2 separate regions of the Mus musculus genome follow, and region 2 is linked to region 1. The links are chromatin contacts, found by Hi-C or POLR2A ChIA-PET in ENCODE. All regions are on one chromosome and are shown on one strand. Each heading gives the region's core, a stretch centred on a gene start or an enhancer-like site at or near the end of the contact. The rest is flanking DNA. Distances are from core to core; before and after follow the strand shown.

Evidence for each region. Hi-C counts contacts between places; a loop is a spot of excess contacts on that map. ChIA-PET counts read pairs that join two places held with the same protein, here RNA polymerase II (POLR2A).
Region 2: a loop to region 1 is called in a map of heart, with 2.9 times the contacts of the local background. The contact joins the promoter of Ndufa11 here to the promoter of Rfx2 in region 1. A Hi-C loop is called at or near these places in 1 of 37 maps with a recorded cell type or tissue (heart). POLR2A ChIA-PET finds 5 or more read pairs at or near these places in 3 of 5 experiments (all embryonic stem cell).

What each region holds. Positions count from the first base shown.
Region 1 is chr17:56,828,549-56,833,821 of GRCm38, forward strand. It overlaps Rfx2 (regulatory factor X, 2 (influences HLA class II expression)), which reads right to left and starts at 2,460. Exons shown (of 17, transcript NM_009056.2): 1 at 2,335-2,460.
Region 2 is chr17:56,714,885-56,720,157 of GRCm38, forward strand. Ndufa11 (NADH:ubiquinone oxidoreductase subunit A11) reads left to right here and starts at 2,878. Exons shown (of 4, transcript NM_027244.1): 1 at 2,878-3,058. The coding sequence starts at 2,956. Vmac (vimentin-type intermediate filament associated coiled-coil protein) reads right to left here and starts at 2,037. Exons shown (of 2, transcript NM_178926.3): 1 at 1,750-2,037; 2 at 1-933. The coding sequence starts at 1,940. The coding sequence ends at 600.

The sequences.
Region 1 (5,273 bases), core at 1,210-3,709:
AATCTACATGAATATTTTCATTATCAATGGGAAGGCTGAGGGGGCTCAGCAGGAGAAAGGAGCTTGCTGCTAAGCCTGGTAACCTGTGTTTGATCTTCAGGGCCATCTCCTGCTTGTCGTCCTCTGATCTCTAATGTACACACCATAGCCCATGCAGATGTTGCAGATGTTCACACACACACACACACACACACACACACACACACACACATAATAAAGATTTTTAAAATGCCACTACTAATACAGTCTAAAGTGCCAGGGATACTTCATGCAGCAAGAGAATGACAGGCTGTATTTTAGAGGGCCAGTGTGTTGACAAGTCCTTCACAGCCCTGTAGTGGCCCTGGGGCTCAGGTATCCACAGTGACCCACCAGACAGGCGGTAGGCCTGATGCTAACAGCCTTAGATTCCTCTCTCTGAGGCCTGAGCCCTCCTTCTCCAGTGGGAGTGGATGAGTGGCCACACCTGGGTGGATTTTCTAGTCCATTCAGTCCCTGAACCCAAGCTCCACTGAGGACCGGCAGGGACTCAGCCAGAGCTCAGTCCCATCAAACAGGCACCTTCACAGGCTGAGGCTGACGTTAAAAACTCAAACAGGAAAACATTTTAAGAGAAGTTTTACGTCATTATTATTTTATTAATATCATCACTGTTCTAGAATTGTCTTCGCTTCACTTTAAGTTTAAAGCTCATTCCACTGGCAGGGAGATGCGCAGGTAAGGGCTCTTGCCACCAAGTGTACTGAGCTCCCAAGATCAAGTGCTGAAGGGAGTCTCCTGTAATCTGTCCTCTAACCTCCGGGGGTGTGTGCACGTGCAGTATAGTCACACACAATAAATACACGTAAAAATTTAAATCGGAAAGCAAATCACTTTTGACAATAAGAAAAGAGTCATCTGACTCCCGAGGACCTGACGGCCACTTCTGAGGAGGGACCCACTGTCCTCTGCGCCGTGGCCCCAACTGAACTCTGTTCCCTTCAAGGAAAAAGGGAGCAAAAAGTAGAAGCAAGCCAGGGCTGGAGGAGTGGGGGTCATCAGGGTCAAGAGAGGCGAGTGGTGGTTATGATTACAACACATTATACACACAGGAGAAGGCCACACTTATGTACATGCTAATAAAGTTACATTTATTAACACTCAATCGTTGTAGGATTTTTCCTGGGGGACCTGAGTACCGGAGTGTTCCGGAGACGTACTAAAGTAGGGGTGAAGTCTCAGGAGAGACAGCGGTCCCAGCTGTTTCTTGGTGCGTTCCCCGCCCCAACTCCCCTCCCCGCCACCCTAGGGGGCTCTGTCCGGAACCGAGCTCTCTAGGGTCCAAGGAAACAACCGCAGCCCTAGCGAATCCCAACTGCGAACTCGGATATGACCCATGGAAAGGGGCGAGGAAGACAATCCGGTGTTTTGGGATGTGCTGCCTGTGCACAGGAGGGCTGCGCACGCACTCTCCCGGCCTCCTGGATCTTCCTACAAACGGTTCACACAATATTTTCCTTCGGGAAAGTTTTCTAGATTGGGGATCTCGGCAAAGAGGACGCTATGGGTGCGCTTGAGCTTCCCGGAGCGGCATGGTAAAGGACCCCCAAACGCAGCGGTGTCGGGTTCCAGGGGAGAGTGGTCCGAGGATTTGGGGCGCCGGGGGTATTTGGGATGGGCAAGAAAACGCGAAGGGAGGAGTTCCTTCCAGAACAGAACAAACGCAGTGACTATTTTGGTCAAAGCACAAGAAAACGGTGCCGGAGCCCCCAAATCCTAAGTCAAGAAGGAAACCCGAGGGTCAGAACTATGAGGCAAGCAGAAGAGTACCCTCGGAGTTAAGTACATGGATAAAAGCCAGAACCCCGATTTCATAAGTATAAAAGGGAGACGGTGCCTCTGGGTTTTCAGACTTGGACGAGAATGGCTGGCTCTGTGGGAGCCCCCAACTCAGGTTTTAGGGGGATGACAGCAAGGAGCGGGTTTGGGGCAACTCCAATTCAGGCTTTGGGAGTAGTCAAAGAGAGGACTGACTAGTTTGAGGGCGCCTCCGAGTTTCAGGTGTTGTGGAGTAAGAGACAAGGAGGGGTCTTCTGGAGTCCCCGCTCCTCAAAGTCAGATTTAGTGCGTCAAAGGCGAGAAGAGATCGCTTCACTTTACAAACTTTTGAGAGTGTGAGAGGGGTTCCACCCAGCCCAGGGCTCCCCCAAATCAGAGGCGCCTATCAGGATTGGATGAGGTTGGCGTCTGCAAAGTTGGGGCGCCGGGTCCGGCCGCGCCCGCCCCCGCGACCCCCCTCCAGCGGGGTCCCCCCCCCCTCCGCCACCGCCCCCTGCCCCGGCCCGCACCGCTCACCTGGAGTTCGGCAGGGAGTTCCGGTAGCGGCTCCCGCGGCGTCGGCCGCTGCGTGTCGCTCCGCGTTGGTAAGTAACAGTCTCCACGGCTACAGTCTCTATGGCGGCGGCGGTGGCGGCGCCGGCCGCTCCTCCTCCGGCTCCCGCCGCCCTCCCGCCCGCCCGCAGCGCCCGCCCGCAGCAGGCGCCCGCCCGCCTCAGCCTCGCGCTGCCCTCACGGGGCGGGGCGTTGCGCCCGGCAACGGTTACCAAGCTGCACGCCCCGCCCCCTCCAACGGCCCGCCCATGCCCGCCTCCAACGGCCTCGGGGAGGGCGGGCGATCTCCCCATTGGCTTTCATAGTGCCCGTCAGAGGTGAAGGGGCAGGTCCTTGGGTAGAATACCAGCCAATCGCTGAGAAGGAGGGCGGGGCCTGGCGGGAGGCGCGCGGCTCCCGGGAAGGGTTGGCTCTAAGGAGGTGCGCGAGGGCCCACTGGTGGCAGTGCGTGTTTTGCGGAGTTACGGTGATTCCGCTAGACCGGAGGCGCTCACCGTCTAAGGGGAGCAGCAGACTCTGGCCTTGCGCCTGCTCTTTCATGGTCCACAAACTGAAAACTTTTTTTTTAAAGATTGTTGTCTATGCGTGTGCATGCAATGCGCATGAAGACCCGAAGAGAGCGTTGGATCGCCCTGGAACCAGAGTGACCGTCTGCTATGAGCCGCCTAATTGAGCAGGGACCGATCCCGGGTCCTCTGCAAGAGCAGAAGCCTCCTCTCCAGCGCTTCTCCTTTTTTTTTTTTTTTTTTTTTTTTTTTTGAGCCGGTGTCTTGTATACACTCACTACACCGCTTAAGCTGGCCTCCAACACCTGATTTTCCTGGCTCCATCTCCTAGTGCTGGGATGATGGGTGTGTGTTCACCAGTCCTGGCTAAGCTGACAACTCCTCACCCACCCCATCTCGCTTCTCTGTCCTCTCTGGTTCATATATATATACAGGTCTCAATGTGGACTCTTCATAAAGCTTATATTTTGGTGGGATGACACAAACAGAATGAAAAGTTAACGCAAAAGGAAAGGTTTAAACCCAGAGACCCAAGTGCGGAGGAGCTGTCAGACCATAGCTCCATTCATTCATTCATTCATTCATTCATTGAACGTCCAATTGCACCAGTGAACATGGGTAATTTGGGCTTATGTGCCCAAAGCGGTGAGTCAGGGTCTTGCTAAGTAGTCCAAGCTAGACTAGATTCCCACTATGTAGTCCAAGTTAATGTTCTTTTTGTCTTAGGTCCTTGACTACTAGGGTGAGAGGCAGGTGCCACCAAGCATTTGTGCACAGTCTAACTCATGAAATCCTGAACTTAGGCCGCGAGAAAGGCAGTAGACGCTGCCTCTAGGACTGGAGTTTCCAAAATAAATATATTGGAGCAACTGGAAGCCTGGTGCCACAACACCACTTTGTTGGCTGCCTACACTACAAAGCTAGTGTCCGGTCCCCATCCCCCACCCCCACCCCCACCCCCGTGCTGAGAGACCCAGTCCCATAGACTCAACTGTAACTATCATGGAGGCAAATGGCTATGCATGAATGAGCCTGAATCTGTTTGGACCAAACTGTGGCCCTTCAGAACTCATTGGTTTTAGAGACTGAGAAGTGTGTCCCCAGAGCTCATGGGTTGGAAACCTGGTCTTTAGCAAGGAGACTGTGGAAAGAAGTGCAGGAGGGTTTCTAGACCTGGGACACTTGTGGATGGGAAGGAAAGAGAACCTCTCATCTCAGCCACACACCTCAGAGTTCTAAGCCTCTCACTCGCTGACGATACAGCTGGCTCACTCCTTACATAGAGTTTTAGTATTTTTACATTTATTTCTTTAGGATGTGATATGTACATGATATGATACACATGTGATCAGATGACAACTTGTGAACACTTTCTGCCTTTCCCCTGTGTCCTCCAAGGATCATTCGGCTTGGCAGAAAGCCCTGTTCCCCTCTTCCAAACATATGTTTTTTATGTTAGAGTAACAATGGCAGGCAGGAGTCAGGGTTTTTTATTTTTTTGTTTTTTGTTTTCCCCCAGTTTTTTTTCCATGTCAACTATCCAGGATTCACCTGTGAGTTTACTTGGGTTTCTCAGAAACCCCTTTGGAAGACAAGAGCTGTGAATCTGCCAGGTCCTGCATGGCCTTGGTGGGGACAAAATGACATGGTTCCTGCCCCTGGGACAGGGCCATTGGGCATGGGCCTACTAGAATGTCAATGGCCGCTTTGGGTGTAGGGCTCCTTTGGATAACAGTGTACACATTTTATGCCCTTCCTTCAAGGAGTGTCCTGCCTGTTACTGTTAATGACTCCATGGTAGTTAGAATACAAGTCCAGGAGGTAAAGATGAGGCTAATGTATCATAAATGGTGAGCCTTGGAACCTTCAAGACAACCCTTAAGGCTGTGGAAAAGAACCCTAAAAACATGAGTTCAAAAATATATAATTTCTCAAAAAGAAAAAAAATATAGATATCAAAAAATATAAGGATGCAATATGAAACATGAAGGGCTTCAAGAATCTAAAGGAACAAGGACAGCGGTGCTGTGAGCCAACTTGTCAGAAAGATACTAAACTAGGAGACAAGGAGATTTAGGGAGTGGTGATCAAAGGAGATTCCACCCAGCTACATCTTTTTGTTTATGCTTACAAAGGCAGACAAACACCTGAGTTCAGGGTCAGCCTAGAATAGAGCAAGGTTAGGCCCAGGTGTAATACAAATGGTAATTTCAGGATGGGTCCCACCCAGCTGGTTTATTCTCTGTGCTTAACAGAGGCAGGCAGATCTGCAAGAGATGAACTATTCAGAGAAAAACTTTATAATAGCAAGAGAGAACTGTCTTGTGCAGAACTTGAGAGAGAGCTGTCTGGAGATTTCCAGAGAAAGCAGACCAGAAAGGAAAAAGAAAGCAGAAA
Region 2 (5,273 bases), core at 1,628-4,127, 110 kb before region 1:
GGTTCAGGAGGCACAAGAGTGAGTAGAAAGAAAGGTAGGGAGTGCTCCCATCAGCAGGGCACGGTGGCTCACATCTAGATTCCAAGTACTTGGAAGGAGGATTCAAGGGAAGCCTGGGTTATAGAGAGAGACCCCATCTCAAGCAAAAAGACAAACTCCCCACAGGCAGGGCCTGTAGTGGGAGCCTGTCAGCCTAGCAGGGATCCATGCCACACTCCTGAGACAGCAAGCCTGGCTACCTGGGACCCTGTCCCAAACAGGAAACACCGAGGTTTCAGGGTCAGTCCCCACCATCTCACTGATGCTGGGGTGCCTGTCTGGCTTGGGCTTTGTGTATGCCTGGTGGAGAATGCTCCTCCCAGAGTTACCACCCTTACCTTCATTTGTTTTTGAAACTATTTAAAACCAGTGGAATGTAGCAGATACTCCAGCACTGGGGGGGGGGGGGGGGTTTAAATGAGATCTTGAGTTTTCACTTGTTGTGATGTTTAGATGGGATCCGGGTAATGTCTCAAGACCCCTCTAGGTGATGTCCAGGACTCTAAGAGTGGAATCCCCATGGGGCCGTGACCACAGATTCTGAGATCTGTCAGGACAGCTCACACCGTGGTCCCAAACACAGCAGGCTGCTGGTCGTCCTGGTCGTCCTGGCCCTCCTCCTTTCCCATGTTGTTGCCCAGGGGTGGGCCAGGCCCATCAGGAAGTAGCTGGGCCCTATGGCTGTGGCTGGCCGGCAAGGGGCCCAGTTCCTCTGCCTCCTCCAGGGTGGCCAACAGTGCGGCCAGGGGTGGTCGGTGGCGAGTGATGTCCTGCAGCAGGTCAGCCCGAGGCTGTAGCTGCTGGATCATCTGGTCCCTCTGGTCCACTGCGGCCTGCAGGCTGCGAACTGTGGCCTCAGAGCTCAGCAGCTGCTCTTGGAGGGCAGATATCTCCCTGGTAAGAGGACCAAATAAGGTAGTTACCTACAGGGGGTGGGGGTGGGGGCATCTACCTGCTCCAGAATCCTCTGAGACTCCCTATGTCTCCTCCTGCACTACTTCTTTGTGTGCTTGTTTATGTGCATAGGCGCACACATGTGACAGCAAACATGTGGAAGTCAAGGTACAATTTTCAAGAGTTGGTTCGCTCCTCCTGCCCCATGGGATCAAATTCTTTGTCATTCTTAGTGGCGAGTGTCTTTATACACAGAGCCATTGATGTCATTGGTAAAGCACCCTCAGCCCCACAGCAGGCCTGGCGCTCTGTCATCCCAGCACTCGAGAGATGGAGGCAGAAGGATCAGGGGTTGAAAGCTACATAGTGCCTTTAAGGCCAGCCTTCTCTCAAAAAACAAAACAGTGCCAGTTTTGTGTGTCCTTCGGTAGGACTTCCGCATGGTCACAAATGGTTGTCACAGATCTGACTATTCTATATAGGGGTGTTCTGTGCCTTTGTCTACCGATGTGGGCCCCTACCCAGCAGCTTCCTTCGATCATCAGACACAATACTCTTGCACCTACCGGCAGACTCGGCCTTGTGGGTGGGACAGCTGGCTTCATTTTAACAGTTTGAAATGCTCTCAAGTAACCCAGGCTATACTCTAAAGTCCCCATGTAGTCGAGGATGGCCCGAACTCCTGATCCTCCAGTCTCAGCCCTCCTAGTGCTGTGATGCCGGGCATTTAGTGCTCCGGAAATTTTTGCTCTCGGTTCCCAGCCCTTTCCACCCGCCTCCTTTGGGATGTCCGCCGGGCCTCCTCCAGGGCCTCACCGGTCCTTGGCGCGACCCAGCTCATCCAGGGCGGCGCGCAGGTGCTGGTCGTGGCAGGCCAGGCGCTCGGCCTGCGCACCAATCGTGCGCTCAGCCGCCAGCAGCCGCCTCTCCAGCTCCGCTGCGCGTCGGTGCACGGCGGCCAGGTGCGCGTTCGCCTCCCGGATCTGCAGAGGTGGCGGCGCAGACATGGCCCCCGGCTGCCGTGCAGGCCCCACCCCGCCCTGTCGGGTCACGCCCACAACGCAAGAAGCCCCGCCCCTGAGCCCGACCCCCACCCCCCACCCCCTCCCTCACATGCAGCTGCCAGGCTGCCGCTGCATTAATTTAAACCTTCTCAAGAGGCCCCGCCCAACTTCGAAGTGACGTCAAGAAAGACACGCCCCCCGGAGGAAGGCGTGTGCTTCCTCTTGGGCTCTCACTATTGGCCACGTTTCTACCAGGGGCAGGACTAAGTGCGGCCACGCCCCGTAGCCAATGTTCACGTCCCTTTCAGGACCAGCTCCTGAGTGTGGCTGTGCCTGCGAGTGCAGCGAGGACTTAAAACCAAAGCAGAGTGGGCCTGGTCTCCGTCAATTATAATCCTCACGCTAAATCCTCACGATTGGTCCCCTTGCCCCCAGCCTGGCCACGCCCCCAAATAGTTACACGCGGTCCTGATTGAGATGGGCATGAAACCACACCCCTACACAGTCCGGATCCCTGACGAGCCAACCGCTTTTGCGCTGTGTCCCGCCGCGTCCGTGCAGCTCCGGCTAACTAGGGTATCACTAGCCTCGCGCTGTAATATCTGCCCTGCGATTGTCCTACCTTCTGTTAGTTTCGATCGCTGACCTGCCTGACAGTGTAATGGCTGTCCTGCGACCTGTCAATCCCATCCTTGGATGCACTATCAACATTCTCCGTACTAGAAACCTCGTCTTCGCTAGGGCTGGAGGCGTTTTTCTTCATGGCCTCAGTTTACCTTTCCTGACGTCACGGGCGTCTCTGTCCAGATTCACTTGTGGACCGAGCACGACACAGATCTTGCTACGGGATTAATAAGACCTCGGTACAAACCTGCACTGCGCGCATGCGCGCACGCCTTGTCTGCGTCCAAGGCGTTCAATAAAGTTGCGCGCTGGAAACCTCGCGAGAGTTGACCTAGCCGGCTACCCTTGAGTTCGCCCAGACGCTTTAGGGTCGGCCGAGCAAGCCCAGCTAGGTATGGCGATGGTGAAGCGGTTCTTTGAATCTTACCATGAGGTCCCCGACGGCACCCAGTGTCATCGCAAGACCTACATCACCACGGCCTTAGGCGGCATTTGCGGTGAGCGCGGGCCGGTGGGCGGGCGGAGGGCGGAGGTCTGGAAGCAAAGGTCAGAGGGCGCGCGGAGGTCCCTGGGGCGCCGGGGCGCAATGGCTGTAAAGGCGGAAGAGGTTGAGACTTTTGAGGGGCGTAGACTCGTCAGTGCCTAGGGGCTTCAGAGGTCGTAGGTCAATATCAGGGAGCAAAAGCTGGAGAAAATGTGAAGGTCATTTCAGCGTCGTCAGGAGTTTTTAGGGTTAAGGGGTGATCGGGTCATCGGAGTTTTTGAAGACAAGTTCTAGGGTTGCCTTGGCAAGACTGCAAACCCTCTGTGTAGCGGAGGATGGCCTTGAGGTCTTGATTCTCCTGTCTCCAGTCTGGCCTGCATGATCCTCCTGCCTCAGCTGCCCGAGTGCTGGGATGACAGGGCTACACCCCAATCTAGCCTCTGGAAGATGTTTTTGTTATTTTTGTTTTGTTTTGTTTTGTTTCTATTTTCCGCCACCACGGAACCTATTAATTTGCTCTTATTTTTAAATGATTTAAAGTGATTTAGTTTTGTCTTACGCTCATTGGTGTGTTACCTGTATGTCTTGTGTGTCCGATTCTCTGGAATTGGAGCTGCAGACAGTTGTGAGGTGCCCGTGTGGGGCCTGAGAGTTGAACCCAGGTAATGTGGAAGGGCTGTTCTATTTCTCCAGGACTGAGAGAGAGCCATCTCTCCAGCATGATTTACTATTATTTTGGACATGATCTCCCTATGTAACCCAGGCTGGCTTGGGATTCAAAGAAAGTGTCCCGCCTCTGCCTCCTGAATTCCCAGATTAAAAGTATGCATCATCATGAGGACCTGATTCTGGAAGATTCCAAATAGGGCACACTTGTTTGGAAGGTCAGATGTCCTTTTAAGGCTGTCATGGGGTTACCTTTGGCATTTGAGACTCTTAAGGTGCCCCCTCATGCCTAGTTCATTCACTCACTTATGCTATCCCTCAAGGCCTCATTCAGTCATATATTTCTGGTGTGTCCACAGGCCTCACATTCATGAGTTTACCCAAGGCTTTGCTCCCACAAAGCAGGTGTTGTAGGGTCAGGTGATTGGGGGATTTTAAAACAGACAGAACAAGCCTAGTCGTGGTGGTGCATGCCTTTGAGCCCAGAACTTGGGGGGCAAGGCAGGCAGATCTCTGTGAGGGAGGCCATGGAGAGAACATGGGTGTTGATCCAGAGGAGGACTGTGTGCACTCTTGGTGTCTGGCTGGAGTCTGTCTTGGGTAGATGTGGAGAGTAGGCAGGCCCTTGCCAGAGGTGCCATGTCAGAGCTACTGAGGGAGGAAGTGGACAATTATGTCAGCTTTGAAAATTCTTCCCTGTGTCCTAACTCCTTTGTTCCCAAGCTCCCTGCTTGGCTCCCCTAAGGGGGATATTGCAGAAAGGCAGTGACCCTGCCTTCCCAGCAGGATCTAGCAACTTGGAGGCGTGGTGGAACTCACAATTGAATGAGGGAGGTCTTTGGGGCCTCAGTGGAAGGATGGATGAATAAATGAACGTGGCTTGTGCAACACAGTGAGTGAATGAATGAATGAATGAATGAATTCCTGCCCTGCCGGCACAGCAGTTAGGAATGGATAGCTCCTGGGCGCAGCTGCACCTGGAGGTTCCATGCTGCAGCTGGTGCTCCTGGAGGGTCCCGTGCTGCAGCTGGTGCTCCTGGAGGCGCTCCATGCTGTAGGTGGTGCTCTTGGAGGGTCCCATGTTGCAGGAGGTGCTCCTGGAGGGTCCCATGCTGCAGGTGGTGCTCCTGGAGGGTCCCATGCTGCAGGTGGTACTCCTGGAGGGTCCCATGCTGCAGGTGGTACTCCTGGAGGGTCCCATGTTACAGGTGGTGCTGAGGCTTGGCTGTGGTTTGGCTGGGCCATGGGAGAATCACCACAAGGGAGCAGTTAGATGGTGAAGGGCAGTCACTCTGGGTCCCATGACATCTGGCTTGTTAGGTGTGGTCACCAAAGTCACCCAGGGTCCCTGTGGCCTCACCAGTCCCCATCAAGAATCCCAGTGCCCCTGGGTTCAAGTCCTGCTGCATCTGGGAAAGACATTTCAGCAACCTCCAACAGTGAGGTTGGGTTCCCGTGTGAGCTTTCTCGCACCCTGTGCGTGTACACAGAAGCCACAGTGATGCTGAGGCAAAGGGATGGCTGGGCTGGGGAGCTACAATGTCTTCAAGGCCTCCAGCCCA